Regions from separate parts of the Homo sapiens genome. Here region 2 is linked to region 1. A link is an interaction called in ENCODE POLR2A ChIA-PET data of the cell type or tissue named here. Cell type or tissue: PC-9. All regions are shown on one strand.

Region 1 (2,500 bases):
TAGAGGCTGTAAACACGGTCCATTCTTAGGCGACTGTGTCAAGGTCTCCCTAGACCACACAGAAGTCTCCTAGGACCACCCGCTGTTGCTTGCTCTGTGGGGACATTAATAATAGCACCTTAGAAGGATTAACAACTACCCTGTGAAGTGGGCACTATTATCTTTACTTAGCAGAAACTCAGACTTAGGGAGGTTAAGTGAAAAAGCATGCAAATGGTAGAGCCACAACTTAAGCCATAGTCTTTCAATTAGGTAGAGTGCAGGCGGAAGCATGGACCAAATGGTTCAAGGAGGTAAAATGTGAAACGTGCGTTATCAGGGCCTAAGGAATATGCTAAGGGGCAAACTTTTCAGTGGAAAAAGTAATAGTATGTCTTATTATCATGATTTTTTTTATAATGAGTTTTAAAAAGCGAATTGGATTTCCCTGAGAGAGGGCTGCTAGATTTAGCAAATTCAAAAATGCAGTGTGATGAAAATCTGGGACATACTTATACTAAAAAATTATTCACTGTTTATCTGAAATTCAAATTTAACTCAGTGTCTAGTATGTCATCTGTGAAAGCCTTTATAAAACAAACAAAAAAACACTAATACATTCAAGAGCTACAATTCCCACATCTGAAATCTGGACACTGTGGGCCACATGTCTTTGGGAGGCCAAGTAAAGGGAAGTGTAGTGAGGCCACAGCTGTTCTTGACGGGCTTTCTTTTTCCTAGTAGCAGACACAGCCCTTGACTCCAGGGACCTAGCTTTCACCATGTAGGCCACTTAAGATGTCACTGCCTCAAAACTCCAGACCTTCTCTATATGGATGCTATGAAGATTAAATATGACTGAGGTTTATACATCCTTAAAATATTTATTTATTGGGTGAGTACTTTATAAATATATTCTCAGAAACCTGGATCAGATAGACTCTTACCCTCCTAAGAAAGGTCTCAAAAATAAAAGTACTAATATATGGTGAGCCCAGTTGACAGTAATCTCTAAAAATAAGGAAAAGTAAAAAACTAGAAGTATGTTCAAAACCTGAAGTGAACTATGGAACATGTAATGAGATGCCAAAACGGTCCCTAGTAGAAAAAGTGGACAATCACGATGAATTGTACAGTTTTCAAATGGCTATGTATGGGTAGATTTTAAAATATCATCATCATGACTCATAGATCCTACCTGACCACAAATACACAGAGATAACATAACATAAAAATGGGCCAATACCTTACTTATACATACCAATTTACCTTTCTGCTACTCTCCACTAAACCTCCAATCTCTGTAGCTTGAAGACGTTTACTTTCTTTAAAACAACAACAAATTGGGACTGTTTCAGGCAGTGTTCATTTAAATATCTTCTATGCACAAGTTTAATCTTCAAACTTTAACAAAACCCAATCTACTAAACACAAATTGCTGTGAACAGAAACTGCCTGAAGAGGATTAATCAACAGCTTTGTATGTCATCCTCTAAACAAGGCCAAACACTGAATCACTGTTGAATTCCTCACGTGCAGCTACACCCAGTTAATCTTGAAGAAGGCAGTAAACTATGTAAATCTACTTAAACTGGGAAGATAAGTACTTCCCTCATCAAAAGTTAGCAACATTTAACAAGTACAACTATTGGAGGGCAAGACCATTAAACACACACAGATATAAACACACACATACACACATGCAGAAAAATTTTGCATTCACTCCCCTACCTCCAAAACCCTACTGGAAACCACTAGGACAACATACTGCTTAGCAAAAAAGGCCTTCCTACATGCCACGATGTGCAGAAACCAAAGTATGGTTGGTTTGTAACTTAGCTACCTCAAGAAAGCAGTTCCAAAATGGAAGGAAACAGGAAGAGGAGTAGCTAATAAAAGAATTCAAGAAACAACACAAAGGAAAAATGAAAATACCAATTTTCTATATCTAAAAGCCTTTGAGTATAAATCACTTTTTTTGTTTCAAAACACACTAAAATATTTTCATAGCTACAAAAGTCCTGATAAATGGTTTCATTTTGGTTTTTGGGGTGCTCTTTTCATACGATCAGATTGGATTTGCTTAATGAACACCATATACTTCAAAGTCACAGTCAACAGTAATAGAACGTACACATTTGTCCACTGAGACTTGAACCAATCATCTTTATTTAGATACTGCCTACTCGGTTATCACTCCATTCAAAAGCTTCTCACTTTGACTTGAGCTGAGCAGGTGTATTTCTAATGTGCTCACAGGCCTGTGAGGCAGGAAAATCCTGTTGATCCCAGATGATGCCAGAGATCAGTACTCCCTGATGCCCTAGCTACACTACGTGGGGGCAGGTGAGAGATGAGTACCAACCACCGCTGCTTTAACTGAAACTAGCTCACTCCTACACAGTCGACCCTCCGTATAAAGAGGTTCTGCATCCGCCTACTGTGGATTAAAAATATTTCAGGGAAAAGCAATAAAAATAGCAATAAAACAATTTGAAAATAATACAGTATAACAATTATT
Region 2 (2,500 bases), 350 kb before region 1:
CACCCCAAAGCCACTTTAGCTTCCATACAGATGACCCAACACTCTGACTCGATGCTTTCCCCACTGCAGGTTGTGGCCCATTTATGGTCTTGAAATCAACTGAATGTGTTATGACCAGCGAGACAAAACGAAACAGAATGGAACAGGGGGAAATGTAGCAGCATGTCATATTAGGTAAGGGTATTTTTTAAAAAATGAAACATTGTTTCAGTTATACATATGTAGACCTATATGCTGTGGGTTGTGATGTAAAATGTATTTCTTATTGTGGTTTGCTGACAAAAGAGTCCCAAACTCTACTCGACTTTAGCTTTGCTCTGGACATTGGGCTCCCTGACCTCCTCTGCTGTGAGGACCTTCTTTTGCCTCTTCTTCACTTTGGTGACCACTCCCACAAACACAGCTTGGATCTGGTCACTACCAAGAATAGGTCCATCTCCAAAACTTGGATTTTGCACTCTATAACCACTACCTCTCCTATTCTGCAATCTTCCCTCATCTAACTTTCACTAACTGTTTTCTTTTGTTGTTGTTTTTAAATATATATTTTCCTCTTTTTAAACCCTGTTTCTTGAACCCAAACTTTCTGCTCCTCAATCTTCCTATTGGGACTGACTTAGCTCAGCTTTAACTATCCAGACGGTTTCTTTGCTGCCTTCCAGAATTACCCTCTTCAAGGTGATAGGAGACCCTCTTCAAGTCCCAGACTGAACATGGCACTTCTAAACTTAAACATGCAATCTGGTTCCCCTTTGTGCAAACCCACAGGGCCCTTCTCAGCAGTACCCAATTCACTCAGCCAGACTTTTTCCAGAAGCAGGGTGCCTCCAACCAAACTCTTCCTCATCTCTCTCATGCTTCCAACTATAGACATGTCACTGCTTCTTGTTTTGCCTGGGACCCTACTCTGGTGGTCTATACCATCCACAGCCCTGGATGAAGCAGCATCCATCCCTGTGTCCACCTCCTGCCTCTACCATGGCCAATTAGCCAGGGGAAGGCCTTCGACTTGAGGGCAGAGCACAGGAACTAGCTAGCATGCTGTGAAGAATGTAACCAGACCCCTCTCCTAGGAAATTAAGGGACTCTTCCCAGGAAGCTAAGGGAGCTACAGAGGAAAGTCCTACTAGTCAAAGCCAAAGAAACAGTCAACAGAAAGAACAACCAAGCAGGAACCACCATAGAGCCCCAGAGACAGAGAGAAACAGATAAAGTAATGCTTCATGTCAGTGGCCAGTGCCTGTTTCCCAGGAGGCCTGGCTGCCCTGAAGAACCTGTCCTGGGTCCCCCTTGAGATCCTGGGACCATTACAACCAACTCCACGTTTGCCTGAGTGACCTTCAGTGGGCCTCTTTCCTTGAATCCAAAAGAGCTCAGAAGGGAACTTTCAGCTCACTGAACTTTTACTGTTGCCTGACACGTGATCCTGGGCCTTTGCACATGAAATACATGTTCCCAGGAATGCTCAGTCTCCTTTTTCCTATATGGTAACTGCCTACTTATCCTTTAGGAAAACAAATGTCTTTTTATGAGCCTCCAGCTCCCCAGGCCAGTGCCTCCTCTGCATGCCTTCAGCACTTTGCTCATCCCTGGTTATCATAAGACCTCTCTCACTGTTTTGTAATTGTTTATGTTTCTGTATCTGTCCCTGGACTCTCAGCCTCTTGGGGCCAGTGTCATATCCTACTCATGTTTTTACCTCCCCAATCTGGAGGTGGGTAGCAGATTCTGTTGGTTTCCTTCTCACACCCTCTAACCTGGAGCTCACTCACCTGCAGACAGTCCTCGTGCACTCCCACTGACTTTCTGTGGCTCTCTGCCTGGGAGAGACCAGGAGCACCAGGGGGTGAATGCCCCAGGAGTGACCTTAGTCAATAAGAGGCGGGAGTTGGTGGATAAATACTTCAGCTTCCTGCCCGTTGGTGGGTCCACTGAGTTCTATACAGTTCCTCAAAGGGTCCTTTGTGAAACTGAGCCCCAGTGGTCTGTGGTGGCTTTCTTCCCTCTCTGGTCTCATGTCCTCACTCCCTTACCATGCTTTCTAGAATCACCTCCAAAAAAAAAAACTACTTGCACCCTAAGGAAAACATGTCTCAGGAATTGCTTTTGGATGAACCCAACTAAAACAGGTAGATAAAGCACATATTGCCTGACAGATAATGAACAACTGAGGCCATCAGCCCCTACCCCTCTTTCCGTCGGCGCAGCATGTCGAGAGACACCCCGTACACCCAACCCTGTTTCACTTTCTTCTCCCCAGATAGGACCTGATGGCAAGCACACTGACCACACACTCATCTGCACCCTCACCTCCTTTGATCACTGGTCATTTAGAAGAGCCTCCCCTGAGTGTCCCCAGGCACTGACACAGACTTAGGTTCTTTCCACTCCTGCTCTGGGAAGCTGAGCACTACAGAAGGAAACTCTCCTACGATATATTAGTGGGGGACCATTTCACATTTATCATTTTTCAACCCTCAACAAAGCTTCAAAACCCTTT

What was found. Peaks named below come from ENCODE experiments on the same cell type or tissue, not always from the same donor. Only the 100,000 strongest peaks of a DNase experiment are listed, where the experiment ranks them.
Region 2: POLR2A ChIA-PET joins it to region 1 with 10 read pairs; 2 of 35 experiments call an interaction of 5 or more read pairs at or near these places.

What each region holds. Positions count from the first base shown.
Region 1 is chr2:160,402,009-160,404,508 of GRCh38, forward strand. All of the region lies in intron 1 of RBMS1 (RNA binding motif single stranded interacting protein 1), which reads right to left. Among named protein-coding and RNA genes, the nearest start is that of MIR4785, 4.6 kb to the right of the region's middle. In PC-9, no CTCF peak of the experiment used is centred here; DNase peaks (open chromatin) are centred at 1,193 and 1,503; H3K4me3 peaks cover 1,476 bases; H3K27ac peaks cover 2,500 bases.
Region 2 is chr2:160,056,057-160,058,556 of GRCh38, forward strand. All of the region lies in intron 1 of PLA2R1 (phospholipase A2 receptor 1), which reads right to left. It overlaps LOC105373717 (a long non-coding RNA gene), which reads left to right. Exons shown (of 3, transcript XR_007087274.1): 2 at 70-174. Among named protein-coding and RNA genes, the nearest start is that of PLA2R1, 5.3 kb to the right of the region's middle. In PC-9, no CTCF peak of the experiment used is centred here; no DNase peak of the experiment used is centred here.